Linked DNA regions of Homo sapiens: regions 1 and 2 are each linked to region 3. The links are chromatin loops, found by intact Hi-C in ENCODE. Cell type or tissue: heart left ventricle. All regions are shown on one strand. Each heading gives the region's core, and the rest is flanking DNA. Links, peaks and the distances in the headings are about the cores only.

Region 1 (10,243 bases), core at 1,915-6,914, 410 kb before region 3:
AGAACCTTCAGAAAATCCTTCTTCACCTGGATAATGCCCATTTCCCCCAAGGCTCTTCTCAGGTAACACCTCCAGAAAACTTTCTCTGACCCCAGTGGATCAGGTACCCTACCTATATGCCCCAAGCACCCAGCACAGGCACCTATCTCTAGCCTTTATTTTTGATCCCCCTCCTCACCTGTGCCGTCCTGGAGAAAGCAACTGTGGCTGTGCATCTTGGCATTTCTAAGACGTAATCCAGTGCCTGTCCCATGACATGCTTTCAATTAACATTTCTTAAAACATGCATCAAAGAAACATTGAAAAATATGAGATAATACCATGGAAAGAGGCTACAGACCCACAGTATGAGTCCGTTCTCACATTGCTGTAAAGACATACCCGAGCCTGGGTGATTTATGAAGAAAAGAGGTTTAATTGGCTCACAGTTCCACAGGCTGTACATGAAGCATGGCTGGGGAGGCCTCTGAAGACTTTCAATCATGGCGGAAGGCGAAGGGAAAGGAGGCCACGTCTTACATGGCGGGAGCAGGAGGAAGACAGCGAAAGCAGGAGGTGCTACATACTTTTAAACAACCAGATCTTGTGAGAACTCACTACCAAGAGAACTGCAAGAGGGAATTCTGCCCCCATGATCCAATCACCTCCCACCAGGCCCCTCTTCCAACATTAGGAATGACATTCCACGTGAGATTTGGGCGGGGACACAAATCCAAACCTTATCACCCAGGAAGTGTAAAGTGGCTTGCAAGTCCACTGGATGCAGAAGATGAGGCCTCTGAGGAAGTCCCGGTCAGCATCGCACAGCAGCCCAGAGCAACCGAGGGTACTCACAGAGGCACCAAAACAGACTGAGTTTGTTCAGTTTATGTTGTTTAAAGAAGAGAATGTCTATTTTCAAGATTTTCATTAAAATTGTTTTAAAATTTTATATGCCGTCTCTATAAATATAAATTTCCTTCTGTGATTTCTGTGAAGCTGCAATCTCTGGATTGTCTTCTATGTTTATTTTGAATGAGGGAATGCGACAAGCCTTTATCACGTGCCAATTATGAGGCAGGAATGGTGCTGGGCGCCAAAACCATCAAGACGTTCACAGCTCTCAGACACCAGCGATCAAATCAGAATCACGCTGTCAGTGCTTTGGTAGAAGCACCCAAAGGGACTTTGAGAGCAGAGGAGAGAGAATTCTCAGTCAGGCTGGGGCATCTGGAATCTTCCAGAAGCTGCATTGTGGAGGGTGAGAGGTGAGTTGATTTGGGGTTTTTTATTACAGCACAGAATCTGGCTCTGACGAACTCAGGCAAGATGGAACCACATTTGAAAGAATCTATGAAGACAGACTTGGCAAAGGCAGGAGTCACGGCAAATCAAGGGATCTGGCTAGCAAGGACTCACAGGTAACCCAGCTGGAGCTGCAGAGCTGACTGAATGAGCTCCTCGCACTTCATGTCTTTTTTTTATGTCACTTCGGTCACATTTCCAAATCCCAAGATGAGGATCCAGGGGCCTGGGCTGAATGACACCCCTTTCCTTTGGCCAGGAGAGGACAGAGGGTGTTACTGACACCCCCACAGTGTGGCACAGGATGGTGGAGAGAAATGTTCCCTGAAGAATAAGGAGAAAGAGACGCTGATAGTAAAATAAGAAATGATCAGTAAAGTGAAAATTAGTTAAGTGAGGAGGTAGGGAAGAACATTGCAATTTTATGGAAATACAGTTGCTTATATGATTGGAGCAAAAGCCTAGTGTCAGAGAGCCATAAGAGTTAGCAAGATGAGTAGGCAGGGGTTGACCTCAAAGAACTTCCCGGGCCAGGCCACAGTCTATACCCTCTCCTGACAGACTGGAGAACCACTGGGAGGTTTGAGGCAGGAAAGAGACATAATGAGATTTGCATTTTTAAAAGATCCCTGGCAGAGATGGAACTGGATGGGAGGAGGTTGAGCTACTGGAAGCCGCTTCAGGATCTAGGGGTACAAGGTGAGCTCTTTTTTGGACACGTTGAGTCTGGTCTGAGGTTTTTCTTTTTGAGATGGAGTCTTGCTCTGTCGCCCAGGCTGGAGTGCAGTGGTGCGATCTCGGCTCATTGCAACCTCCGCCTCCTGGGTTCACGGCCATTCTCCTGCCTCAGCCTCTGGAGTAGCTGGGACTACAGGCGCCCGCCACCACACCTGGCTAGTTTTTTGTATTTTTAGTGGAGACCGGGTTTCACCGTGTTAGCCAGGATGGTCTCGATCTCCCGACCTCGTGATCCGCCTGCCTCGGCCTCCCAAAGTGCTGGGATTACAGGTGTGAGCCACCGTGCCCAGTGAGTCTGAGGTTCTTATGAGGCTTCCCAGAGTCTTCATAATCCAAATCCTACCCACTCCCAATTATAAATAACAGCAAAAAATAATAAACAATATTATTCCCTCATTCATTTATTCATCAAGCACTTAGTGACCACCTATAATGTGCAGGTGTTGGGAACATAGCACATAACAATTTCTCTCTGTAAGGACTCACAATCCAGCGCAGATAAGTGAACACAGGAATACAGCACGATAATGTTCTGCTACAGAAAGAGACTGAAGTAAATTTCCTCTTTTGCTATGAGACTTAGGTGGAAAGAAAGAGTAGTGATGATTTTAAATATTATGGTAGTCCCGAAGTCATTCTCTTGCATCCCCAAAACTGACATACTCAACTCTTCAAATATCTTTAATTTTTACATTATGAAAACATAAAATTATCCAAAAAAATTCTTCCTCCACAATTCCTTTTAGTTTCCACTAAATAGTATATTTATATTCACACATGAAGATATATTACACTGCTGAACACCAAGTAACTGAGGAGAGGTTGCAAATAGCTGGAGTAAACAGCAAATTGATTAAACCATAAGTTGATAGAAAGTTCAGACGTTGCACAAACCGTGATCGCTCTCACGACCGACACCAGTGCAGCCCTGGGAGCACATCTTAAGTCAGCAATCTGGCAACTCCCCTGTGGCCACCTGTTCCCCTTGCTGTTCTCAGTCCCAGGCTCTGGACTTCATATTCACAGGCACACACACATCCCTGCAGACATCTGTTTTCAAGAAATGGTGGTGCCAAACTCCTCCTGGGAAATGTGCTGAGAAAATTCCTCTATCCGTGAGCTGTGAAGAGCAGAAAGCAAACGGGAGGGGAGGGCCCTTCCAGCTGCCCCGCTCTTGCCCGATGGATGGCTGCCGTCCACCTGACGGCACCCATTTCAATGACAGCCGCTAACATCTTCCAATGCTTCCCTGGTGTCTTGCTGTGACAGTTAATTTTGTGTGTTAATGTGGCTAGGCTGCATTGTCCAAACATTTGGTCAAATGCTATTCTGGATGTTTCTGGGGTTTTTTTTCAATGAGATTAATATTTAGATGAGTAGATGTTGAGTAAAGCAAATGACCCTTCATAATATGGGTGGACCTCATCCAATCAGTTGAAGGTCTTAATAGAACAGAGACCGACTTCACCTGAGCAGAAAGGAATTCTGCCAGCAGCCGGCCTTTGAACTCAACGTGCAACTCTTCCTTGAGTCTCCAATGTGCCAGCCCACTTCCATCTTGCAGATTTTGGACTTGCCAAGCCTCCAAGATTTTATGGGTCAGTTACTTAAATCTGTCTGTCTGTCCCTCTGTCTCTCTGCATCTCTCTATCTTGTTGGTTCTGTTTCTCTAGAGAACCCTGACTAATATACTTGGCTCATCTTCAGCTGTGTGTCCAGATGTTTTGCCCCCAAGACCTGTAGTCAGCCTCTAGGGCCTCAATCCCAGCACGGTTTCTGCACCTGCCGCGCCGTGGTGTGGAAGGAAAGGTGAGAAGAAGGTGGGCTGCAATGGCACAGCAGTGCTGGGCAGGAAACCTCACGCTCAGGCCTTATGTGAGCCTTTCTGCCCCTAATGCCCTCCTCAACCCGTCTATGAGAATGTGAGGCTTCCAATTGTGCTGCACTTAATTTGAAAGATTGGCAGAGCAAGACTGTACCAGAAAGTTCCCATTGAACCCTGGCCATCGACGCAGCCCCTATAAGGGGTCAAGAGCGTGCCAGCCCCTCGCCCCTCTGCATTCATCAGCATTGGTTGAGTACATGCTGTGACTGACCGGTGTTGGTACAATGGGCACAGAGATTAATAAGACACAGCCACTGCCCCCAGGGAGCCAGAATTTCATGTCCCTTTTCTTTTATTCTTCCACAAAACTGGAAACATCATCCAGACATGAGAATTTCAAGATTTTTAAAAAAAATCCTTTCAGAAACCACTTAAAGGGAAAACCTACTGATCACCAACTGAGGGCTGAATTTTGACAGCCCCTAACATCCAGGTGACTATACCCAGGGGCATAACGGAATTCAAGTGCTAAGGAACCACAGGCATTTTAAAGATAAATTTAGTGGCATTTTTAGGCACTGTTCTTAAGCCTGTCTGTTCTACTCCCTGAATTGGGGGCATAGCTTTTAGGTTCTTGAAAGTGAGGCTACATCCATTACAGGTCAGATTCTTAAAAAGGGATATGCATAAGAGTTTATAGAGTTTTAAAATATATATGTTTTTAAATTGTAGCCAAAATAGAGCACTCAGAGGTAATTACAGGCTTCCTTTAGAAGCAAACGTGGTTCAAAACTTCTTTCCCAGGAGGCTGTGTAGTTGTATTCACATTGTCGTCACTAGGTGGCAGCAGAGGGACTTCTGTGACTTTCAACCATTGGCTTTGGAAGGGATGGCGGAGGGGAGGCAGCTGACTCAGACTTCATTTTAGTGTAGGTGAGTGTGCGGCGTTTTCTCTGGGCAGCAACTATGTTAAACCACCATGGTACCTATTAATGTCAAATAAGTACCCCACAGTATAGAATTGATTTTAATACATCATTATCAGTATGTGGCCAACAGGGAAATTTGCTAGATCTCAGATGCACTTTGTCTCCATTGTGTGGCCTTTCCTTGGTGTTTTTGAATAGTAGAGATAATCTAGTTTTAAAGCTGGTACTTTTGTGAATGTGTACTTTCATACTCCATGTCTCAGGTACCCCTAGAGGACTCACTTAGAATATTAAGTGAATAATATAGAATAACCCCAGGAGTATTCACTTCTCTCTTCTCAGGCTGCCTTGGTGCAGACAAATATATTGTCCCCAACTTCCTGCCTTGTGCCCCAAGAAGTCTTACTAAAATGGTACATATGGAAACAGCAGAATGTGACTCTGTTCTCTGTGTCTGGAAATGAATGGATCAACCCCCAGTTAGGGATGCTGTAGAGATGTTTCCTGGATTGAGAAAGATAAATATTAAATTAAAAGGTGACCGAAGTTCCTTCTAATTCTAGGATTCCATTACTTATAAACATATGGCAATTACAATAAACTAGCGCTCCACAGTAACTCCCAATGAGCCCGCTTTGGGGATACCCTCCTTAAGACACGTTCAGATCATGCAGTAGCTACAGTTTATACCACTCAGCCTTGAGCTAGAGGAGCTGCTCCACCAGCCCCTTCCTCTGTTTTCTGCCCCTGCATGGGCCCTTCCTCCACGGCCTTTATCACTGCATGGTCTTACATTTACTCGGGTGCTTGTTGCATCAATGTCTACCTCCTATCCTTCACTGAAAGGTGCAAAGGACAGAGACTAGGTCTGTCTGTGCTCAGCACTGTATCCCCAATACTTCACAGAGTAGGAGCACAATTGTTGAATGAATGACTGCATGCCAGTCCCCCTTGGGACTATCACTTTTCAGAATGGAAACCATCTGCAGACCTGGGCATCTTCATGTCCATTTCTCAGTTTCTGAGCTGGTTCTGGCTTTCTGCAGCTCAACCTGGTGCTCACAGGAGAGCTTGAGAACTCTAGAGAAGCAGGTGATTGGCCCTCTGAGTAAGGTTCCTTCCAGCAAAGTTTACACCGTTTGACCTGCCAAAACAAAGACTTGACTTGAACTGTCCCATCACATTGTAATTCCAGGGTCTTGGGCTGCCCCTCCCATTCAGAAGAGAGTTCTTTATGTCTGCAATAGACCCACATCCCTCTCCATCTTTAACTAGAACCATCAGAACACTGCCACTTTTGTTCTGCTTCCAAAATTCCCAAAATGGGTGATTTTGCCCCCAAAGGACTCACATACCAGTGTAGCCCTAGTGGGAAGCAGGACGGAGGGCGTCTCCCAGGCATATCAGACAGCACAGGGGGAAAGGATGCCAACACATGTTAGGATATGACCTGATGTGACCTAATATGACCCTTGACAGGTTCTTACTTCACATGTTGGCTTTAGTTTCTTCGTCTGTAAAAACAGAAGGTTTGGTCAGATAGCATCTCAAGTCTCTTCCACTCCTGAAAATCTGTAATTATGCCTGGGTCATGTGGCTCAAGGGCAACTACCCCATCCCAGGTGAAGATATCCCATTTCTAGACACACTAGTTTGAAGCCTGCTTCAGTAGATATATTTCAATCCCCAAAGAAACTATAAAATGATAGGAGCTTTTCCCTAGATTTTCTAACCTTCTCCTTAACACATTATGGCTGAATCTCTTACAGATGTTTCCTGACAGATCATAGTGAAATTACCTCTCAAGAATGATAACAATCAAATGGAACTTTGTCATTTTTTAATTTAACATTCACTATTTGGAGTTTCCTCAAGGATTTCCAGAGGCCTACATGATTATGGCACAATGGGTAACTTTTCTGGGGCCCGATTTTAGTAGCAGATGCTACGCTGAGCCGCTTGGCCAATCGATGGGCCTGCCCACCTCCAGTCTCCACAGGGAGACGCAGCCCTGTTTTTCTCTGCTTCCCTTAGCATACTCAGCGACCATCATGAAGTGATAAAAGTTTCACTTCTTTAATGAAAACAGCACCCAAAGAGAGTCTAGTGTTTATGTTGGTGACGAACGTTGAAAGAAAGTGAATAGCTGTAAGAAAATGACAGTTCTTCCAGAAAGTGGAAGTTTTAGCTAATTATGGCATGGTAGTAGCTCTAGTCTTTTAAGGGAAAGAGAGTGTGTGGGAAATCCCTCAGTATTTTTTTTCTCTCCTTCTTCTCCACTCTCTGGTGCCCCAACCCTCAGGCAAGCCCACAGCAGGCTCGGTGCAGCAGCAAAAGAGGCCAGCAACAGGAATCTGCAGGAGCTACAGCTCTGAGGGAGAGAAACCTTGCTCTCAGTTCAGAAGAACCGCAGCTCCAAGAAGGTGCCACAAACACTGTTGCCTCTCTGTCTTCCTCTCTCTCTCTCTCACCCTCTCTCTCCCAGCACTGCTGTAAGGCAGTCACAGAAGTGGGTAGTTACTGGCTGGACAACCATAAAATAAAGCCTCAGGGAACCAGAGGTGCTAAGGAGAGAGCAGAGAGAGAAGAGTTTGGGAAAGCATACAGCATTATCCCCAGAGAAGTAAAAATAAATAAATAAATAAATAAATAAATAAAATAAGAGTGTCTGGGAAAGGAACTCCATAAAGAGGTTTATGAACTCCTGGCTAACCCCTGGCCTGAGCATGTCTAAATCTGATCCTAATTGGCATTCAAAAGACCTTGAGGACTGAGCTTAAGAGACAGGTCTCCCCAGGTTCCAGTCTGACCTTTTAGGTAAGGAGCACTCACGGGGGGCACCCAATTGGGAATGATCTGAGTAGCATTGAAAGGCTTTGAAAATTGAACTAACATTGGAATTGCAGCTCAGAGAAGGTGGGTTGAAATGTGAGGCCTGAACTTAACCAGGTCAAGTGCCCGCCAAAACAAAAATGTCAACATCTTCCATAGGATTTAAACAAGACCTGAAGTCTTATATATAATAATCAAAATGTTCAGGGTACACTCAAATAGTATTCAGCATATAAAGAACCATGAAAACCTCAACATGTATGGGAAAAGTCAATCAACAGATGCCAGTGCCATGATGACACCAATGTTGGAAGTATCTGACAAAGCTTTTAAAATGCTTGTATGAGCAATCTTGAACACTCTTGAAGAAAAAGCAAAAATACAAGGTATCATTAAAGAAATAGAAGATATACAGGACAAAAATCAGAAATTTTAGAGTTGAAAGCACAATAACCAATATTAAAAAAAAACAAACACATTAGCTGGGTTCAGTACCACAAAGGATGTGACAGAGGAAACAGTGAACTTGAAGATACATCAAAAAAAGAGGGAAAAAAGGTTGAAAAAAATCTAGTAGAGCTTCAGGTACATATAAGACAATAATAAAAGTTCTAATGTTTGTGTCTCTGGAGTTTTAGAGGACAAGAGAAAGAGTGCAGTGCTGAAAAAAAGTCTGAAAAAACAATGGCCGAAGACTTCCCAAGTTTGGCAAAGGATATAACCTACAGATTTAAAAAGCTGAGTGAACTTTTAAAAGGATAAATACAAATAAAATTATGCATAGATGCATCACAATGAAATTGTTGAAAAATAAAAAGAATGAAAAAAGTTTTAAAGCAGCCACAGAAAAACAGTGCATTGTCAATAGAGGATTTTCAATTTGAATAACTATAGATTTTTCATCAGAAACTGCGGAGACCAGAAGGAAGTAGAACAACATTTTAAAGGAGAGAAGGAAGGAAGGAAGGAGGGAAGGAACTATAAACTGAGAATTCTGTGAAATAAATACATTCTTAGATGAAGGAAAACTAAGAGAATTCTGACCAGTGTACCTACTTAAGAGATTTGCTAAACAAGTTCTTCAGGCTGAAAGGAAATGATCCAAGAAGAAATCTCAGAACTTCAGTAATAAAAGGGAACAACAGAAATGGCAAGTATCTGGGTAAATATAATAGACTGTTCTTCTCTTTTTGAGTACTTTAAAACATATCTGATGTTTGAAAGCACAGGGTATAACATTGTCTGATGGAGTTTTCAATGTGTGCAGATGTAATACATAAACGAGAAAGGAAACCTACTGGTAAGTTTTACACATTCCAATTAAAGTGGTAAAATGCTGATTATAAATTGCCATTAAAGTGTTAAGTTTGTATTTTTTTAAATCCCTAGAGCAACCACTAAAATTTTATATGAAAAGATATGGTTAAAATCAAAATAAATTCAGATGGAATGCTAAAAAAAAAAAAAAAAAAAAAGAAAGTTCAAATAATACAAAAGGCAGGAAAGAGAAGACAGACAGGAAGAAAACACAAATAATAAAATGGAAGACCTAAATTCAAACATATAATTACATTAAATGTAAATGGTCTAAACAGTATCTAGTTTTTACCTCAACTTTGATCTCCCTTTAAGGAATCCTAACTAAAAGATTTTGGAGACTTCCAGAAACCACTGGACCATACTTCTAGAATCACTGCATTTGAATTTTTATCATTTAAAAATAACTGAAAGTGTTGAAAATGGTTGGCTCTGGGGAGTTGGCATTGTGATGGCTTTAGGGAGAGGTCTGCAAAGGAACTAATTTTTTGTCTAATCTACACGATCTGACATAGACTGCAATACATAAGTTAATGTCTTTTACTACCATACAGTTTTCAACTATTTCTCTAGCATGGTGGTGGGCACCTGTAATCTCAGCTACTTGGGAGGCTGAGGCAGGAGAATCGCTTGAACCCATGAGGCGGAGGTTGCAATGAGCCAAGATCATGCCATTGCACTCCAGCCTGGGCAACAAGAGTGAAACGCCATCTTAAAAAAAAAAAAAAAAAGGAAGAAAGAAAAGAAAAAGAAAAACATCAAACTTCATCTGCACTATAGACCAAATGGATCTAATAGATATTTACAAAACATTTTATCAAACAGCTGCAGAATATACATTCTTTTTCTCAGCACATAGATCATTTTCAAGGATAGACCATATGTTAGGTCACAAAACAAGTTTTAAAACATTCAAAAAATTGAAATCATATCAAGCATCTTATCTGACCATGAATGAAAAAACTGGAAATTAATAACAAGAGGAATTTTGGAAACCATACAAAAACATGGAAATGCAACAATATGCTCCTGAATGATAATGGAAACACAACATACCAAAACCTACTGGATACAGCGAGAGCAGTATTAAGAGGGCAGTATATGGACATAAGTGTCTACATCAAAAAAGAGGAAAAACTTCAAATAATCTAATGATACATCTTGAAGAATTAGAAAATCAAGAGCAAACCAAATCCAAAATTAGTAGAAAAGAAGTAATAAAGATCAGAGTAGAAATAAAGAAAACAGTACAAAAGAGCAATGAAACAAAAAGTTGGGTTTTTAAAAAGTTAAACAAAATTGACAAACCTTTAGCCAG
Region 2 (10,243 bases), core at 2,010-7,009, 140 kb before region 3:
GTAATGGACTCTTGCTCTGTCACCCGGGCTGGAGTGCAGTGGTGCGATCTTGGCTCACTGCAACCTCTGCCTCCTGGGATCAAGTGATTCTCCTGTCTCAGCCTCCTGAGTAGCTGGGATTGCAGACACATGCCATCACGCCTGGCTAATTTTTGTATTTTTAGTAGAGACAGGGTTTTGCTATGTTGGCCAGGCTGGTTTGGAACTCCTGACCTCAAGTGATCCACCCACCTTGGCCTCCCAAAGTGCTGGGATTACAGGCATGAGGCACCGTGCTCAGCCCACAAGAACTATTTTTATTGTCAGTAAGTGGAAGAAGTGATGAGTGATTTATTTGTGTTTCCCTGGGGTCACAGGGTCCAGGGTGATGTGCTGCAGGACTTAGAACTCACACGCTGCAAACTTGTTGCCTTCCCTCTGAAACAGAGGCCCCAAATTTGGTGCACATGTGCATCAGCGAGCACTTCTTCAAAATGCAGATTTGGGGCCTGACTCTGGCTATTTGGCTTCAAAATTCTTGGATGGGACCTGGAAATCTGCATCTTCCACAAGGAGCCCAGGCGGCCTTTATTGATGTGGAGCAGAAACCACACTTTTGAGAAACCTTGTTCTCTAGCCTGGTGTCTTAGTCCATCTGTGCTGCTATAACAAAATATCTGAGACTGGGTAATTTACAAATAATAGAAATTTACTTCTGCCAGTTCTGGAGGCTGGGAAACCCAAGATCAAGGCATCAGCAGATCTGATGCCTGGTGAGGGCTGCTCTCTGCTTCCAGGGTGGCACCTTGTTGCTGTGTCCTCACATAGTGGAAGAAGAAGGGGCCAAAGGGGATGGGAAGGGTGAATTCTCTCCCTTAAGCTGGTGTGCCCCTTCCACCATGTGAAGACACAGCAAGAATGTGTGAGTAGCCCTCACCGGACACCAGATCCACTGGCACTTTGATCTTGGACTTCCAGCCTCCAGAACTGGGGGAAATAAATGTCTGTTGCTTATAAGCCACCCAGTCTACGGTGCTTTGTTATATGGTGTGGATGGACTAAGATACTCACATGGCGAAGTGGCTTGCACTAGTCAGGCGCAGCTAGAAAAGCAGAGCTGGGATTCAGACTCATGCCTGAATTTTGTTCCAAAACCAGAACTGCGACCTCTTGTTTAGATGGCTTGTGGACTACTCATTGTATTGAGAGTACCGCTTTACTTCCGATTCTGCCCTGTATTTTTACTAAGTGAATACAATCTCAAGGATAACTTCTAGAATTCATCATTGCTTCATTATATTTCCAGTTGCCCCACACTAAATTTATCGGTCCCAATTAAGTCCATATAAAGAGGAGTGTCAGCGGAAGAATAACAAGGTTCATAAATTTGGAAAGGAGAGCTTCATTTCTTATAAAGGGTTGCAGCCTGCCAGGTGGCCATTCTGACAGGCAGGAAGCATAGCCTCCGGCCAGAATCCAGAAACAGACACTTCAAGGGTGGGAAGAATAAGGAATTTATGCTGAACGGGTGGCCAAATATACATATTCAATAAGCTACAGGAGGATCATAAATATTTATGAGAGAGGTAACCTGCGAATGCGCAACCAAGCACGATGCCTCTCTACATTCAAAAAATGGCAGCGTCAACATGATGGGGTTGAGTATTCGCCCTCTGACATCAAAAGATGAAGAGGGAACACAAAAACCCTCTCTGTGCATCCTCCGTAGGCCAGCCGGAACCACTCTGTGGTTGGTGGTCTCTTATCAGGAAGGAATACTGGTGGATTGTTTCGTCCAAACTTCAAAAGAGGTGCAGTGGTAGGTGGTTGGTTGATATCTGGGTGGTCTTTCCAAAGGGCTGGTTTCTGTTTAACCTTAGGGAAGAAAGCCTAAGGGGGGTTAGCAGGGGCCTGTCCGACCTCCCAACGGTCACGGTGGGGAACTCAGTTTTCATTTCCCTGGGATACCCCTGGCCAAGAGGGGATTGGTTCAGTTGGTTGGGAGGCACAGGATTTCATTTTTTTCAGGGTGTTAGTGTGGAAAAAACACAAAAGCTGCAAGTGCGTTTTCCTATTTTCTCACTCAACAACACAACAATCAACACAGATGAAGACTTCTGTGAACAAATGCGGGAGATTTCTCCCCAGCTGCAAACAAGCAAGCAGTTCTTCAGGGGACACCAGCTGGGTGTCCTCTAATTCAACTACAATGCTGTTTACCTGGAGGTCGTGTCAGATCTCACAGTGCTCAGTGTCTGAGGCTGCCATCCTTAACCCCAATCACTAGTCACAATTCTGCGCCTCCGGAACTTCTGACCTATTAGCTTCAAGTTGGGGTTCCCACAATCCCCTCTCTGGGTTTGATTAATTTGCTAGAGTGGCCCGCAGAACTCAGAGAAATACCTTTACCAGTTTACTTAAAGGACATTACAAAGGATACAGAAGAAGAGATGTGTAGGGCAAGGTATGGGGGAAGGGGTTTGCTACCCTCCGGAAACCTCCACCTGATCACCTACCTGGAAGCTCTCCAGATTCTGTTCTTTTGGGCCTTTTATGGACACGTCATTATGTAGGCATGATTGACAAAACCACTGGCCATTGGTAATCAACTTAACCCCCAGCTCCCTCCACTCCTTGGACATTGAGGGTTGGAGCTGGAAGTCCTGAACCTCTAATCCTGCCTTGGTCTTTCTGGAGAACAGACTTTCCTTAAACAGTCTAGGGAGCCCAGCCATCAGTCAATCATTAGCATATGAAAAGACATCATAAAAGTCAATTATAAAAAGACACTTGGAGATTCCCAGGATTTTAGGAGCTGTATGCCAGGAAACGGGATGAAGAACAAATATATATTTCACAATATCTCCCCTTGAGATGAGATTGAGAAATACAATAAATTAGAAAACAGATTTCATACCAGCATAACCAAAATAAATCTTTGCCAAATTCAGACGCAACTCAAATGTCCATTGACCTTAAAAACAATGACAACAAAGCCAACAACAACTGGAAGACCTTCCACTTTCAGGGCCAGGATGGGCAGACTGCAGTGGAAACCGGGGTGTGGATGCCACGAGCCCGCCCGAGAGCAGAATTTAGGAAGCAGCTTCTGGAATGTACTGCAGGTCTCAGTAGGCCATGAGTCTCGTAAGCCCAGTCTGCCTTCACTGGGCTTGTCTGCAGCTTGGCCTCGTGCCCCTGGACACAGGTATGAGGTGAAGATGGCAAAGAGATTCACATACTAAGAAGCCACCCTCGTCAGGCTGGCCTGTGCTGGAGTTTAGTGTCTGTCATGTTGGGGTGTGGCACCTTTGTTTGCAGGCTAGCCTTTATATGCCCCTGTATTTCATTGTTTGCTTTTGTTTTTTCCTTTAGTCACCTAGTAAACATTTCTACTGGAAAACCTTGCCTCAGAAGAACTAAGAGGAAAAGCAGTGTCCACACCCAGACCAGCCTCGCCAAGGAGGGCAGAGGTTCCTCTCGAGGACGGTCTTGGTCAACGTGGCCACAGCTCCTGCTCCAACTAGCACTCAAAGGAGTCTGCTGGGGCCCCAGGGAACACGGGGGGCAGTGGCGCACCCTCAGTGATGGCTGCTCTGTAGACAGAGCCCCAGGACTTCTCTCCCTCCTTCTTCAGCTCTCTGCCCTGTTGCTCTGCACAATCACAGCGCTTGTCACTTACATGTCTGTTTACCCGACCCCTTGCCAGCCTGTCATTGTTATTTTGGTATCCCCAGCACCTATGTGATGTGTAATATGTAATGAAGGTTTCTCTCATGAAACCAAATGGTGAGCATTGAAGTAGGGGGAGAGGCTGCATGAGCAAAAGGACCATTACCCTCTCTCTTCTACCAACTGGGAGGCCAACAAACTGAGGAGATGGGCTGCCCGGTGATGGGAGGACAACATGGTGCAGCGTCCTTAGAGAGCTTCCGGTAGGCCTCAGGCTGCTGTGAGGGAGCTTAAGGTTATTAGCTGTTAAACTGTTGCTATTTTGAAAAAGTTGAAAGAGCACTGTGCACTATGTGCTCAAGTGCATTTGACTCAGGAGATGGTTAAGAGGGGGTGAGTTTGGGGAATGCTTGCACTGGGAGAGAACTTGGGGTACAACTCCATGCGTGTCTGTGGGTCTCTCCACAAGATGGCACTCATCTCTTGTTCTTAGCTCCTGCTAATGAAAAGTTTGTAATTTTTAAATCCCTGCAGAGCAATGAGGATGACTTCTGTTTCCTGTATTGGCAACTTACATGTTTTATTTCCCTGGGAACCTGGGCCACGGTGAGGGTAGCTGCATTAGGTACTAAAGTCTGGTGAGCCCTAGGGGGCACAACGTGGTTGCACATCCTGCAAAACCGGGCTCCCTAAGTTAGTTTAAGCACAGGTGTTTGGAGTGGTCGCTAGGGTGACGTGTTTGAGTAACTTGCCCTATTCGATGCTGGCCTCGGCTAGTGGGACTGCTGCCATTATTTTGTATTGCTGTAACAGTCACCGGTCACACTGACTTTGTCTCTGAACACAACCCTGGGCTTGTTTGTGATTAACAGTGTCAATCTGCAGGAGAAAGATCCTTGGTCTCTGAACTTCATGAGAGGAGTTAAAAAAAAAAAATTGCAGACTGAGGTACCCAGTATAAACCATGAGGAGAATCCTGTGGAAGTCTTTTCACCACCTTTTGGACGCAAGGAGTGCGCTTACTCATGGGATTGTTGTATTATCAGAAGTAATGTACTTTATCAAGTCTCTTTCCTTCAATACAATCCTTCCAAGAGGATGCTGCCCAGGAATTTATAGGATGAGGCAAATTCCAATGATGCTAATCTGGCCTCATTGATAGATCTCCAGAATATTCCAGTTGACCCCAATTTTCACCAGTCTTGAGAAAATTTGCAATGGGCCATCCTTCCCCCTTCCTCATGTCGTGCCACAGGGCCGAACACTCAGTGGTGCTGGAGATGTTTGTCACACTTGATGTAGAATCTCGTTTCATACAAAGGCCACAGGGGAGACAATTCCCAATTCAAAAGCATTTAAAACAGTATGCATGTAGGCAGTCCTTGCAAATGTCACCAGCTAATGACAATAATCCGTCCTGTTTCTGCAGGGCCTTATAATACATGTGCACTTACATCTCTATCCTGCCTGCAGCCCCTTCAAGACACCAGGAGACAGATTGTTAGGTCCGTTTTGGAGAGAAGGAAATGAAGACTCAAGAAGGTCATGATTTCTACAAAGTCACAAAGCAGGCATGTCTCAGAATTGGGATAAAAACCTACGTTGCCTGAGTCTTGGCCCACTCTTTCCTTCAAATCCTTGGTTGTTTCTGGGTGCCAGGCGCTGTTTTAGATATTAGGAACACAGCAGCAAACAACTGTCAATTTACAAGAGAAGGATCGTTGGTCTCTGAACTTCATAAGAGGACTTAAAAACAAATTGCAGGCCAGGCGCGGTGGCTGGCCAGGATCGTGAAACTCCGTTGCTACTAAAAATACAAAAATTAGCTGGGCGTGGTGGCGTGTGCCTATAATCCCAGCTACTCGGGAGGCTGAGGCAGGAGAATCTCTTGAACCTGGGAGGCGGAGGTTGCAGTGAGCCCAGATCGTGCCATGGCACTCCAGCCTGGGCAACAAGAGCAAAACTCTGTCTCAAAAGAAAAAAAAGTTGCAGCCTAGCAACAAAGTATAAGCCATGAGGAGAATCCTTTTACCATTTCTTAAGCTTTCAGACCACCCCTTTTGACACAAAGGATGCACTTATTCCTGGGATTGGCCTGTTGGGTGGGGTGCAGTTTTAAACAGGGGGCTCAGGTGACATTCAAACAGAGGCCTGAAAGTGGAAGAGGTGAGTCACACAGAATTCTTAAGGAAGAGCTTCCAGGCAGAGGGAACAGCTGTCACAAAGACCTGCCATGGAAGGGCCTAGTGTATCCCAGGAAAGCACTGAGCCACCTGCTGGGGGACCTGGAGGCCACAGTCTGACCTCGGCTCTTCTTCTGACCAAGACGAAGCCATCAAAGGGCTTCAAGCTGACATGTGCTATGATATTTCTGACATCTTAACAGGGTCACTCTGGGAGATTTCCTTACAATATAAGTTGTCAATATAATCCAAGAAAACAATGGCCCAGAGGAAAAGAGTATTACATGACTATTACTGTAGGTCTCACAGTGAGGTGACAATCACAAGCACTGTCTGTGGGGTGCCTGCCATGGGCCAGGTAGTTGGCAGGGGGCTTTCTTTACCCACAACATTTCATCCCGTCCTTGCCGTTGGCTGCATGATGTATTTATTATTATGCCATTTTACAGATGAGAAAACTGAGACTCGAGTCCACAGGCTAACCAGTGGCAGCCTTGGGCCTTCACTCTACGGCCCTTCGCCTCTGTTGTGAGCACGTGCACATCAGTCAAGGCTGAAACGATCCTTTCAATGAAAGAAAATGTGATATTTGGTAAAGTGCCTTGAAAGAAATACTCTCATAATAAGAATTGGTAAATGTTGTCTAATTAACACATTGGCAGTGTTCTTCATGTCATTTCTACATGCCGTTCAACCTGCAAATATTATTTTTTAAAATTAATCTAGTAATATTTAATACTTTTTAAAGGGAGCCTTTGATTAACTTTGGTCCCATCAACAAACACTAATTGCATTAAGCTTTTTGAACAGCCTTTGTAAATGTAATCATTTGACTTCCTTAATTGTCTGATTAACAACAACGAAAAATCTTCCCAAGTACTTAAGTAATAATTCCTGTAAATATAACAAAATCTAGACATATAATAAATTTTAAATTCTCTTAAAATATCAACATAAAATTATAGTCTACATCAACTTTTTAGCTCCACAGTTTAAGTTAGAATTACAAGTTTGACTGACACTCCAGCACACAAAATCCTCTTAAATGTAACAAATAAGGAAAAGGCCAAATATCCACAGATTACCTCCTAACCCCAAGATATCAGAAATAGATTTGATTCATCTTCATCATTTCTACACTTAATGCTGTCTCTTTTCAGGATTACAAGTCATTTTCCCACTAAAAAAAAAAGATTCCGAATAAATTTGGAGTTGAATTTTCAAGTGAATTTTTGGGGCCTCCTTACCAGCTGGCCGAGGTTGCATCATGAGCAGGGATGTTAGCTTGGGTGCAGGAGTTAGAAGTAGAGAGGTCAGGATGATTTTTGTTGATTTTGTACTTGCTAAGTCACTGTCTTGCAAAGGTCAGCTCCTAGTCCTGGCCCCTACATTCGGTCATATGTCACCTGCTTCTGTACACTTAGACATGCCTGCAACCTTGCCAGGTCTCTGTAGCACATGGCTGGATTTAACAACATCGTTTCTGGTCTAATTCTATTCTAAATTCTTTTCATATTCTGCACATTTGCTGCAGCTGTAACTTCCAGCCACTGCTCAAAGATGAAGATGGGGCTTAAAGCTAGACAGTGGAGTGAGGCTAGCCAAGGTCAGAACTGCAGAGATGGCAGGTGTGTATGTGCTGGGTGAGGCCAGCTTGTTGAATGTTGCCATGGCCCGTCCTCCTCATTCGCCTCTGGGAAACACAGGAGGAAACTGCACAAACAGAACCTGTGTGCATCTGAGCAGCTGCATCCTCAGAAAGATCTGGCTAAGGCAGTGACATCATGAAACTGGAATTTCTTTCACTCTGGAGGAAGTGAAAAGAGCTGCAAATGGATCTTTAGGGACTGGTTATTATTCCCTGTTTTAATGGACATTTCTTTCATCTTAAAGTGCATTAAAAAATTGACGTGGCAATATAAATACCACCTTCCCCTCCACCTTTTTTTTTTTAAGCAAGATGTCTCTTGAATTTGTATTTGTTTTGCTACTTAAAACCAAATCTTTAAGGAAAGCCAATGCAAATGCAAGCTCTTCAGTGCTTATGGTCACTCAGTGGACTCCTTAGTTCCCAGCAAGCTCTAGCTGCCCAACTGAACTTCTCTTTGTGGGTTTTCAGAGGGCTGGGGAATGGAAATGGGTTGGTGTGGTTCTCCAGTTTGCTCGTTCTTTGCCGTATGGCAGGCTTTTCACACACAGATGGGCTGCTGAATGTTCTATCATTGCAGACTTGCCTCCAGACCCAGGTATATTTCAAGAGCAGAAACCATTGGCACAATCACCCCTTATTCTGTTTGTGGAAGAAAGTTGCCATCCACACAGAAAATTATAGTTTTGGCCGGGCGTGGTGCCTCACAGCTGTAATTCCAGCACTTTGGGAAGCTGAGGCGGGTGGATCATGAGGTCAGGAGTTTGAGACCAGCCTGGCCAACATGGTGATACCCTGTCTCTGCTAAAGATATAAAAAATTAGCCAGGCGTGGTGGCATGTGTGTGTGATCCCAGCTACTCGGGAGGCTGAGGCAGGAGAATCACTTGAAGCCGGGAGGCGGAGGTTGCAGTGAGCCGAGATCACACCATTGCACTCCAGCCTGGGCAACAGAGCAAGACTCTGTCTCAAAAAAACAACAGAACAAAACAAAAATTATAGTTTCTATACATGTGGGTTTGGAATTTGAACAAGTTATTTTATTCTGGGAATGCTTTATCATCGCCTAAAATGACGACTTCTTTCCTAGTTGTGATTTCTCTTTGCCACGTTACCAGGAGGCACAGAAGGCACAGGGAGGAAAGTTCTGGGTTTTCCTCTTGCGAAACTGAGAAGCCACATTAGGGATGAGGCAGTCATCTGAGCCAGCATCTTGTCTGGAAATAATTATGGCTTGCTCACAAAGCTGTGGAAATCTGCAATGCAGAGAAATACAACATCCTTGCAAACCCAAATAAAGGGCAGCAAATCCTTTTGGACACAGCTGTGCCTAAGACTCCCGGAGTGAAAGGAGCAAAATTGTACCTATGACCCACTGTGTCTATTGGAAACCCTAGAATCAATGTCATGTTCATCACCCTGTTAAATGGCAACAGATTTATGAGGAGAGAAGCTTCCAGAAAGACTGCAGAATTATCTTTTTTGGTGCAGTTTGGGACTTTAATTCTCAAAGGATTAAAACCTGTCCAGGTTCTTCTGGTGTGTTCCTTCCGTCTATACAAGGAGCATGTGATTCTTTAAAAATGTTGACTTTGCAGATCCCAATAGTTAGGTGGGAAATTGAGACACCAGAGAGGCATGAGGTTCCTCATTTAGTCTGGACTCAGTTCCTTTCCTAAATTAAAGGAAATGTACCATGCTGCTGACTTTGTGAGTTTGCTTTCAGTGCATGCTATGTGTGAGGTTGGAGAGAGTATGGGATCAAGCAGTGTTGGGAACAGGCCCCCCCGCAAAATCTGGCCATAAACTGGCCCCGAAATTGGCCATAAACAAAATCTCTGCAGCACTGTGATATGCTCGTGATGGCCATGACGCACATGCTGGAAGGTTGTGGGTTTACCGGAATGGGGGCAAGGAACACCTGGCCCATCCAGGGCAGAAAACCGCTTAAAGGCGTTTTTAAACCACAAACAATAGCATGAGTGATCTGTGCCTTAAGGACATGCTCCTGCTGCAGATTACTAGCCAGAACCCATCCCTTTATTTCGGCCCATCCCTTGTTTCCCATAAGGAATACTTTTAGTTAATCTATAATCTATACAAACAATGTTTATCACTGGCTTGCTGTCAATAAACACGTGGGTAAATCTCTGTTCAAGGCTCTCAGCTCTGAAGGCTGTGAGACCCCTGATTTCCCACTTCACGTGCTGTATTTCTGTGTGTGTGTCTTTAATTCCTCTAGCGCCGCTGGATTAGGGTCTCCCTGACCGAGCTGGTCTCGGCAAAGCAGTGTGACCTGTTTGCAACATCTGACTTTTCCTCTCTATTGAGCCCAGCACAGGGGCCAGCCAGAGCTCACAGTCCCAGCCTAGTAGGGATTGGCTACACAAGTCTTTTGAAGAACAAGCCCAGATGCATATTTATTTTGAGTTGCTCAAGAAACTCGGTTGATAAAATTGCAAGTGTGAGAAGTGAGGCAGGAGAATCTGTAGTTTTATCTCAGTCTTCTCCTGCCACCATGTGTGTTGGAGAAAACAAGTGCACAAGAAACTGGGGCTGGGGGTTCACCAGGGGTGAGGGAATGGGAGTTGGTGTTTAACGGGTACAGAGTTTCCATCTGGAAAGATGAAAAAGTCCTGGAGAGAAATGGTGGTGGTGGCTGCACGACACCGTGAATGTACTCAGTGCCACTGAACCGTCCACTTCCAAATGGTTAAAGGTGGCAAATTTTATGTCCTGTGTATTTTAACATGATGTTTTAA
Region 3 (10,243 bases), core at 2,745-7,744:
TGGGGAAGTCGATTCTAGGCAGTGGAAGAGCAGGTGCAAAGGCCCTGAGGCTGGCATGTGCCTGGTGGGTTTGGGGAGTGAGGAGGTACGGTGGCTGGTGTGGAGACTGTTGGTCAGGAAGGGAGAGAGGAAGGTCGTGGTCACATTTGGGCTTTTATTCAGAGAGGGCTCTGAGCAGAGAGGTGATTTGGCCTGACTCAAACTCGGGCTGCTGTGCTGGGAAAGAGCAGGGGAGGCGTGGAGGCAGGTGCTGGGGGCTGGTGCAGCAGAGCAGGTGGGAGAAGTGGGCAAACGCTGATGTGCATTGAGGGAGAGCCACAGGGGCACTGCAAGGCCAGACATGGGGTGTGGAGTAGTGTGCAGATGACCCCAGAGTTTTCAGCCTGAGGTGCAGGACTGGCAGGATTGCCATTTGCTGCCATGGGGGAGTCGGCAGGAGGAGTTGACATGGGGGAGGGGGTGGCTCAGGAGGGCAGCTTGGGAGGCGGCATTTTAGCGTTTTCTCTTAGTAAGGCCATGATCACAAGCCCGCCAGCCCATGTGGTGCTAATGTACCTGCCTGTGCTCATCTTTATCACCAAAGACATTCATCTACCTGCATGCTAGGAGACTGTCGTCTTAGATTTGAGATCCGAGTACCAGGGGACTGGCATCTGGGACATTACCAGAAAAGGGCTGGACACAGATGTGACTACCAGACTCCCACAACCCTGACAGCTCTAGGAAGATGCGTGATTTGATCCCAGGGCCTGAACCTGCTCATGCTGTTCTCGGGTGGACAGTGAGGGGAGAAGCCCTGTGTTACCCTGAAACATAAGGGAGAATCCCACCCGATGGCCAACTGCAAAGCCACGGAGTTTACTTTCTTAGTGACAGTGGCTCAGAAATGATCATGGGCCACACCAGTCCCGGGCAGCAGAGCAGGGGCACAGAGGCACCATCTCTGCCCCATCCAGTGGGCCCTTGCAAGTGGGGTGCTGGCTGGGCCTGCCCTTTGCCTTCAACCATAGCTCCACCCCCGTGCAGAATTCACCTGCGTCATTCTGCCCCACCCAGAGGGGCAGCTTTACTTCTCAGGGGACTTGGATCTTCCTTTCTGACTCACAGACCTATTTTTGACTCTGTTGACCTGGCCAAGTCACCCTGCACTGGGGGTGCCCTGCCAGGGCTCCCATGGGGCCACCCACCTTCACGCGGCCTCCTCTTCCTCTTTCTTCCTTCTGTTTTGCTTTTCTTTGCCAAGCCCAAACCCCGCCGCCCACTCTGCTTCCCCCATCCTGCTGTACCTGGGATCCTCTTCCTTTTCCATAAATGGCCACTGAGCTGCGTTTGGTTTGCTGCCCCCCCGACAGATCTCAGACTGAGCCCCTGGGCCCCAGGCGACACCTGAGCTCACTTCCCAGCTGGAGACTGGACACTTCCACAGACAGACCTGCTTCCAGGGCTACTGCCTTTCACGGTGGCAGTTGGCACTGAAAAGCTGCAGCTTTCTCACAGAACAGGCCAGGGACTCAGCTCAGGAGCACCTTGATCTGAGCTCCCTGCTTGGTGGCGAGAGGAGCTGAACGCACACCATATGTGGTGACATTCTTCTGCAGACAGACACCTCTAGCTGTGCCCCCTCTTGCCCCATCCCACAGGAAATGGGGACATCAGACAGACCACGTAACTCTTTTGCCAACTTACACCTGCAAGGGTTTCTTCCCATTGTTAAGAAACCTTGCTGATGTTTAACCTAGACTCAGCAGAAAACACATGGTGGACAGCGGGTGCAGAGGGGGAGGGAAGAGCTTGCAGTTCATACTTTGATAGGTGGCAGCTGTCAGTCTCATCATAGAAGATCAAGGCCTTGCCAGATTGCTGGATCACCCACCTGGGACACAGCTGGGTCATGGTAGGAGGGGTCAGCTTGGGGGTCAACCACCTGGGACACAGCTCAGTTACAGTGAGAGGGGTCAGGCTCAGGGATCTCCCCACCTGGGAACACAGTCAGGCCTTAATAGGAGGGGTCAGGCTCAGGCTGAAAGCACTGGCTTTGGACCCAGACAGGTGGGGTTAGGGGATTGGATGCTGGCTTTGCCACCTGCATGTCATTCCAGGCAAGTTCCTCAAGCCTCGGGTGCACTGTTGATGCTATAGCAGTAATAATATCCGCACGCAGGGCCGTTGTGAGTACCGAAAGCAGTGGTATCCGTAGAGTGCCCAGCACCAAGCTGGGCATATACGGGCTGCTGGCTTTGGGACCATTTGCTCTTTGCCCTGGCACTTGCCACGTGCCCTTGATGACAGTGGTCTGCGGGAGAGTGCTGGAGGCTGGCTCCTGAGAGCAGCGAGCCGCTTGGCAGGACTGGCCCACTCATGTGCCCGCCCTCTTCTGGGTGTGGCCCCCCCATATACCCTGGGAGAATACCCCTGCCCTGGCTAAAGAGGGAGCCCACAAAGAGGGAGGTCACCACCGAACTTCAGTGGGATCCCTACGGACTAGGCCTGTGGCCTTGCTCGTCCAGAAACTAGAATTGGTGCTGGGTGTGGGCCAGGTTTGGGTTACCTAAGAAAGATCCTAAGATCTAGGCCTGATCCTAAGAAAGAATGGCTGCCGCGGTGGCTCACGCCTGTAAGCCCAGCACTTTGGGAGGCCGAGGCAGGTGGATCCCTTGAGGTCAGGAATTTGAGACCAGCCTGGCCGACGTGGTGAAACCCCGTCTCTACTAAAGATAGAAAAATTAGCCGAGCCTGGTAGCGCGCATGCCTGTAGTCCCAGCTGCTCGGGAGGCTAAGGCAGGAGAATCACTTGAACCCTGGAAGCGGAGCTTGCAGTGAGCTGAGATTGCACCACTGCCCTCCAGCCTGGGTGACAAGAGCGAGACTTCGTCTCAAATAAATAAATAAATAAAAACAAGAATTGCCAAGTGCACAGAGTTCTTGTAGCCAGAACCTCCGTGGGAAGCCGTTGCCTCCTTGTCCCTCATGGGCAAGGCCCTTTCCCGGGATTTGTGAGACCACGCTTGTCCTTTTCTGGTCTCAGCTCTCCCCACCCCTGCCCTCCACCTTCCCCATCTCACTCCCTCTTTCCCCAACCCCTTTCACCCTTATATCCGCTCACCCTTCAGGCCGCCTCCTGCCCGGGAGTGTGGGGGGGATCCCCTGCTGTGCATCCTCCTGGCACCTGGATTTGCCAGGCAGGGGACAGTCTGTGGTCTGTGTTTGCCTCCTGTTGGCCCTCCTGGCTAGCATGACGTGCCAGGAGGCCGGGATCCCATCTTGTTGGCCGTGGTATCCCCAGCCTGGTGGAGGAGGAGCCATGGGTGCTTTGGGAAGAGCGACTGAAGTGCTTCCTTCCTGCCTGAGTGGGCTGCTCCCCCTGGGAACCTGTGATGCTGCAGGACGGACTGGCTAAGTGGATGGCTGTTGGAGAATGTTGAGTCTAAAATTTAGGAAGAGGATTTGGCTTTTAGTGGGGAAAATAATGAAAAAGCCTAGAGAAGGCAGGATTACGGGAAGAGCAGAGCAGAGCTCAGTAAGTTTAAGTCAAACATTTCTTTCCCAGTCGCTCTAGGAGCCACCTCCCAGGTACAGAAGGCAGCCACTGCTGCAGAGGGAGGAAGAGAGACTTCCCTCAGCCCCCAGCTTGGGTCCTCCGGGTGTTCTGTTTTTCCTCAGCCACTTCCATCTCTTCCTCTTGCATTCTCAGCTCAGCTTTTCACTCCTGAAAAGATGTAGAGGAGAGGTGGCTGTGGACCAGCCGCTGGGCGCCCCTGATGCATTGCAGCGTGGAGGTGTGGGGGAGGCCTTCTGTCCTGGTGTCCACACAGCCGCAATCTCGCTCTCCTTGTACAGTTATACTGCGTGACACTCCACAGGTGGAAACGTGTCAGTCTCGGATAGCGAAGAGCAGCCTCAGGTTCCCAGGGAGTTAGAACTTCCCTGGGTTGCTTAGTTATGCATTGAATAACCAGCTAGTCAGTTCTTAACTCGCTGCTGCTTCAGCATTGACTGCCTATTTAGAAAACAGGTACTTAGGAAGTTTTAAAGGCTTTCCTAAAACATTTTAGATATTTAGTTTCCAAGATGTGTATTATAGTCAACCTTTAAAGAATGTGTGTCTCCCGTGCAGCATACAAGATGAGGCTGCGTTCCCCCCTTCACCTCTGCATCTGTGTAGTGTGCTGATGGGCACATTTGTTAAATGGAAAGGAAACAATATAAATGTAATTTATGGTTTGACTCAGTTTGTTAAAGCTCACTTTGCAGAGCATTTCCCCGGGGCCGACTGTTGTGTGCGTGTGGGAACCGCGTCCTCTGAGTGCTCAGAGAGGCCTGTTCTTTGGGTAGTGGACGCTCTTTAACGTGTGACCTCCCAGCGCACCCGAGCCAGCATCCTGCCTTTAGTTTCAGAATTGCAGCAGCAGGAAGCCCTCCCGCTAGAGTCAGATGGCCAAGGTCCTCCCTGGAGGAAGCTGGGCCAGTTACCGCAAGTGTTGAGCCCAAAGCCTCCAATTCCCAAAAAAGTGGGACTCTGGACCCAGGTTTCTGAGATCCGGAAGCGGTGTTTGTTAACGTTGGCTCTCACTGTCAGATTTTTGTACTGCCTCCAGCGCGTTCAGTTCTGATTCCAAGAACAAATCAGGTGTTTGTGTTTGCAGAAAGCAGCTAATCCCCAAATTGACAGATACAACGCTGTGTTTTCAGCTTTCGAGACCTAACTCCTTTAGGAAGAAAAGTGACGCTGGCAGCCCCCTGTTGATACTCAGTCCCCAAATGTGTGTCCAGTTGGCCCACCGGAATTTATGTACAATTGTGTTACCAATTTTTTGGTTTCAAATTCTTAATTGTTTGGCTACATCTGGATGAAATTCTCATGTCACAAATTGTGTAGGATGAAATTTTTAAAGTTGAGGTTGTATTAGTGATTATTTATCAGAAATTAGAACAGTTTCCGGGGCTGTGAACTCTGAGGCTAACTTCCTTAAGCGTGCGTTGCAGTGAACGCCATCCTGCTTTTTCCGCAGAGTGCGCGCGCCCCCTGCTGGTCAGTCCTGAAAGACCCGAGCGAAGCGGCTCTGCTTCCGTTTTCAGGTTCGCTTGGCAGAATAGGCAACCCTCTTCACCTGCCTGCGGTATTCATCCGTGCGATCTCAGGCAGTGAAACCAAGTCGGACAGGAACCCCCAGAATTGTCATGCCATCAACAATATTTGGAATATAAAAACCAAAAGTTTTAGATGATCTAAAATTACTGTATTTAAGTGCAGTTTTGAAAACAAGTTTTCAAATCGTTGCTTATGGTAAACAGGTGACAACATTTGGAAAGAATCCACTAGCCATTTGGAAGCCAAAGCACTTGAGTCACAAAGGAGGAGTACAACAGGTAGGATAGAAAGAAACGCAGATGCACTCAATAGTTTGCTTTGGGGGAAGCAGTATTTCTTAAACTCATAGTTCTTGTCTGTTCCTGGAAAATAAAGCAGTGTCTTCAGCGTGGATTCTGCTCAGAACTTTTTCTTTATAAATTTGAGTATTTGTAATTTGGCATGCTGGCAGCAGGAGCTTGAGGTTTCCAGCTGTGAAACTGAGAAACCTTAGTGAATATAAAACAATCAGAAATTGCAAGATGAAGATTTCTTTTATTTCTGCACTGTGGTCCCAGTGGACAGTTGTACAGTTTTTTTTTAAAAAGTGTTTTCCTTCCACATTAAATACACCCATCCGTTTGGTGTATTTGAAACATTTTAAAAACAATTGAAGGGGAGTAGGGAAATGGGAGCGTTGGCATTTTAGGAAGGCCAGGCTGTCTGTAGTCTCTTGCCAGTGTCACTTCTTGAGTGGGGGCGGGGAGGCGTTTGCTGCTCAAGGCAGCCCCGCGCTGCGTTCTTGTCGCCGTGCTCTGGAGCTCTGGTGGTAGCAGCTGGAGCAACAGCAGCCCAGTTGTGCTGCTGTCAGTCAGGTGGGTTTCAGTAAGTTCAGCAGAATTCATCACTTCATGAATCAGCTGCGGCCCCTCCTGGGGAAGGGATCAGCGCTCGTTGTCATTCAGGTGAACTGTCTCCGTGGAGAAAGGACCACAGTGTCCTGAGAAAGCTGATCCAGATTGCCAGCTTGGTTGCCACCGGGAGCCGGAATGGGGAATTCAATAATGGACGTGCCCTTAACTAAAATCCTAGAGCTTAAAAAATAAGCACCGTCATTTCTGTGCTTCCAGGCAGGGATTCCAGCTCTTCACTTTCCCCATCTAAATTTTCTCAGGCTCCTTTTGTTTGGTTGTTAAGGATGTTTACACACCCAAGGAACACAGTTTGGCTTCCATTCAGAAACATAAAAGCAGGTGAAAGGAAGCAATGTGGTTCTGCACATTTCCACAAATAAAATCAAACCAGTGTGGCTCAGCAGTTTTAGTGCCACTTGGCCCTCGAGACTCTCCTTCGAGGCTGGTGACCGAAGAGCCTGCTGCTGGTCGGTTGTGTCTGGGGTCAGGCTGAGGTGATGACGAGAAGACCGAGACTGGGGTGCTGCCCAAGGGCAGCTGGTGCACACACAGGAGAGTGACTAACACCTGTCCACTTCTGTCTCATCTGATGCAAGTGTATTCTGCCAGCACAGCCAGCGAACATCGCATCCCTGGCATGGGCCAGGCACTGTGCTGGTTGCTGGTCACAGGGAGATGAGCCTAAGGTGCCTCCTGCCCTATGACTCTCACTAGTCTCTGGGGAGACCCCCAGGTGAAGGCACAGTCATTGCAGAGGAGCAAGAGGCTGTAGAGGGTGGGATGGGCTTTCCGAACCCACAGGCAGGAGCCAGTCCCATCATCACAGAGCAGGTGGCTTTTGCCTAAGTGGGCTTTGCCCCATCATGAGCCTGGAGGTGGAGGAGGCTGGAGGACAGCTCACCTGGAGGCTGTTGGGAAGCGAGGGCCTGTTTCTCGGGGTTGGCTTGAGGGTGTGTTTCACAGGGCACAGAGCTGGTGAGGTAGGTGGGCTAGGAGCAGGTCATGAAGAGTCTGCACGCCCAACTAAAATCCTAACACGGTTTCCAGAGGCCTGACCAGGTACACTTGCCTTTCTGTAGTTCAGTCTGGAAGATGGGTCACAAAGAAGATAGCGTAGGCAGATAAAATACCGGACCCAAAGTTAAGTTTGAATGTCAAACAGCAAATATGTTTTTAGTGTAAGTCTGTCCCTGCTATTGCATTATCCATTGTTTATCTGAAATTCGTATTTAATTAGGCATCACGTGTCTTATTTGCCAAGTTTGGCCATACTAAAAGGAGATCAGTGTACCGCAGAATATATTTATCTCCCTAATGTGACCCTTGGAGGTTATCAACCCAACCAAGAGCTGCACATTAATTAAATCAAAGATGTAGCCAAAGATATGTCAGCAAAGCAAAGATAAAAGCATTATAAACCTCTATAATACCTGTAAATTGTTAGGTCACGCTTTCTGTCCTATGAAATGGGTATACATGTGCTGGATACATTGACTTTGCAAGAAGCCGATCTTGTAAACTGAGTACAACTAGTATGTCATTCATTTGATCAACTGGAAGCTAGTATTCTAGCTGTAATGAAAGTTGAAATATAACAGTAGTTTTGCTTGTCTTAGAATAAAGAAGCACTTTGTGGGAATGAGTTATATAATTGTCTTCTCTTTAAAAACAACTTTTTAAGAATTTTGAATTGGCTCCCCTTTCCTTGGTAGACTTCCCTGAGCAAGCAGGGGATCAAAGCATTTTGGTTGAAAGAGTGGTGCATATATACATCTTGTAGTATATAAATATTTGAAATTCTATGTAAATTGCGGTATATAAATATTTGAAATTCTATGCAAGGAATTCAGGGCTTGGGAGGAGGCATCCGGAGAGTCTGGTACTTTTGTTGTTTTCTCGTTTTCTTCCTTCTCCACCCTGCTTGCCCCGGCGTGTGGGGAGGTGGGCCGAGGCTGGAGAACACGGCAGAGGGTCGTCCAGCCCCTTCCTCTGGTGACGGCCAGGGCATCGTGCTTGGGCGTAGGCACAGGCCACGTGGACAGAGGCCCCAGGGTTTTCCAGTGGCTGAGTCACAGACCACGGACCCTGCCCCTCTTGGACCCTTGTGCCCTGCACAGCTGGCCGCCTGGGCCTGTGTGGCTGAGGTCAGTGGAGGGGGCAGGATCAGATAGCCCCACTGCTAAGCAGGGATGCCTGCTGGGATACCAGGTGAGCCAGCTGAATGGGCACCTGGCACGTGCTTGAGGAAGTGGGGAGAAGGTTCTTGGCCTCCACTGATCCCCACTGACCCCCGTTATGGGGATGCCCCTGCGGTAGCCCACTCTTGCAGAAGTGCCTTTGACCTATGTCTGGGGAGCCCTGGTGGGAGTTTTCATGGACTGTATGCTCTGGGACCTCTTAATTTCAGTCAGGAAGTTTAAGAAATCTTTTTTTATCTCTCTTATAGACCTATTCAACGAATTGCTTGAAAACTGAACAGGCTTTTCCCCTGCAAAACAAAATCAGACCAGAACTTCTGAAAAAGTTAGTCTCCGTGACCAATAATACTAGGTTGGTGCAAAAGTAATCGCAGTAATCACGGTTTTTGCCATTAATAGTTCTGGCACTTAAGCCTTTGTGGTTTAATCACCGCTCACAGGCACGTTTGCATCAGCCTCGGTCACACAAGTGTGGGGGAGACGCCAGTGTCCTTGGGCACCTACTTCCCCATCCCTGCAAAGCCGACGGATAGAACCTGTGATGGGAAGACTTCTGCTCTGCGCTTCTCATGGGGAGATAGAAAAGCACCCGAGCCTTCATGCCTCGAGCTATGGTATTTTAAAAATAAAATATTATGCTGCCTGACAGCCACTCGGGTGTGTGGTGACCGTGAGAAGCACAGAGGCCCAGATTCCTGGAAAGTGGCATGAGTCGTGTCCACTTTGGTTTTGTCCAGGCAGAGATCTGACTTTTTTCCTTGTGAACTTGGCATGTAAATGACTGGTCTAAACAGAGGCTCCATTTCCAGGGGTCTGCGATCTGAGCAGCCGTGGCCAGCAGAGTGAGTCCTTCCCTGTGTCACTGGGGGTGGGCTGGTCCTGGGCCAGCACCCCTGACTGTAGCCACCACGCTGGTGGGGCCTGATTCGCCCTGGGCTGAGCTCTGGCTGTGACCAGGGTGATTATGGAGTTTGCCAGGCTGCCCCACTTGGAGGGATCTTACACCTCCCATCCCCTTTTCAGATTGACAGTACCAACTCCTGCACAGACTTTATGGATCACTGGGTAGGTGAAACATGGAATGAGGCTTAGAGCAGGACTTCCAGAAAGCGGCTATAGGTGCATAAGGCTGAATGAATGTTCCCGACATCTCATTACAGATGACGACCCTGGCGGTTTGTGGGCACCTGTTGTGTATTGCATTGGGAGCGCGTTTCCTGGTGTGCTATTCTGACTTTGAGCATTTCTGTCTCAATTCTAGGACTGGTTGCCATAAAGGAAGCCCACGACATAGAGACCAGGCTTAATGAGGTGGAGAAGCTGCTGAAGACGATCATAAGCATGCCCTGTAAAGTGAGTGTGGCCAGGCCCCGGGCTGGGCAGGGAGGTGGGAGGTGCTGGCACCTCCCAAATGCGAAAGGCGTCCATCCCCCCGGAGGGTTGACTTGCTTGCTCTGTCTCACTTAGCCGTTTTGTTCCCTCCCTGGTAGTACCAGGCGATAGGGACGGAGTGGAGGTGTGCAGGTGTAATCAGGAGAAAGAAGGCTTTCATGGGCTCCAGTGGCCCCGGTTTTTCCTCCCTGGGGAAAGAGTGAAAATGAGGGATGCAAGGAGGCATGGGTGGAAGGGTGCGGATCCCCTCTGGCTGCAGGAGGCCTTTGCTTTCTGCCTCTGCTCAGAATCCACCGTCTTGCTGAGGGGATTTTAGAACAGACACGTGGAAACCAAGAAGAACGTTGGCGTCAGCACAGCGGGGCACGTTGCCCGGATTTGACCGTCAACTCCCTTTCCATGTAAGCCTGCGGGCTTCGTCGTGAGTGGTGGTTAAGAACCTGGACTTGAGCGCCAGGCAGACCTCCTTAGCTCCTGGAAGCTTCCCTTTCTTTCTGGCCAGTGGGGAGAGTGGACACAGCCTACAGTTGACTATAGAGGGAGGGAGGCGCAAGTGAAACTGGCACATCAGAGCCATGATTCCCTCCACTGCCCAGGTCGCTGAGGCCTTGCCTTTCAGCCGCCTGGGCCATGAGCATGTGAGGGCTGTGCAGTGATGGCAGCCCCGCCCC

What was found. Peaks named below come from ENCODE experiments on the same cell type or tissue, not always from the same donor. Only the 100,000 strongest peaks of a DNase experiment are listed, where the experiment ranks them.
Region 1: a loop joins it to region 3, with 6 times the contacts of the local background. A loop is called at or near these places in 37 of 110 quality-filtered maps.
Region 2: it touches region 3 in a loop (10-fold over the local background); 78 of 110 quality-filtered maps call a loop at or near these places.

What each region holds. Positions count from the first base shown.
Region 1 is chr6:4,150,518-4,160,760 of GRCh38, reverse strand. It overlaps ECI2-DT (ECI2 divergent transcript), which reads right to left. Exons shown (of 4, transcript NR_103764.1): 3 at 5,768-5,920; 4 at 3,376-5,280. The region is part of intron 2 of LOC124901246 (a long non-coding RNA gene); the gene reads right to left. Among named protein-coding and RNA genes, the nearest start is that of ECI2-DT, 20 kb to the right of the region's middle. In heart left ventricle, for the core only: CTCF peaks have their summits at 4,479 and 4,680 (motif pointing right); a DNase peak (open chromatin) is centred at 4,746; H3K4me3 peaks cover 263 bases.
Region 2 is chr6:3,881,492-3,891,734 of GRCh38, reverse strand. No RefSeq gene overlaps it. Among named protein-coding and RNA genes, the nearest start is that of TGILR, 25 kb to the left of the region's middle. In heart left ventricle, for the core only: CTCF peaks have their summits at 4,094 (motif pointing right) and 5,927 (motif pointing left); DNase peaks (open chromatin) are centred at 3,129 and 3,458; H3K27ac peaks cover 183 bases.
Region 3 is chr6:3,737,347-3,747,589 of GRCh38, reverse strand. PXDC1 (PX domain containing 1) reads left to right here. Exons shown (of 5, transcript NM_183373.4): 2 at 9,442-9,533. Among named protein-coding and RNA genes, the nearest start is that of PXDC1, 9.2 kb to the left of the region's middle. RefSeq lists an enhancer at 9,486-10,112. In heart left ventricle, for the core only: a CTCF peak has its summit at 5,031 (motif pointing left); DNase peaks (open chromatin) are centred at 4,369 and 5,029; H3K4me3 peaks cover 1,708 bases; H3K27ac peaks cover 3,570 bases.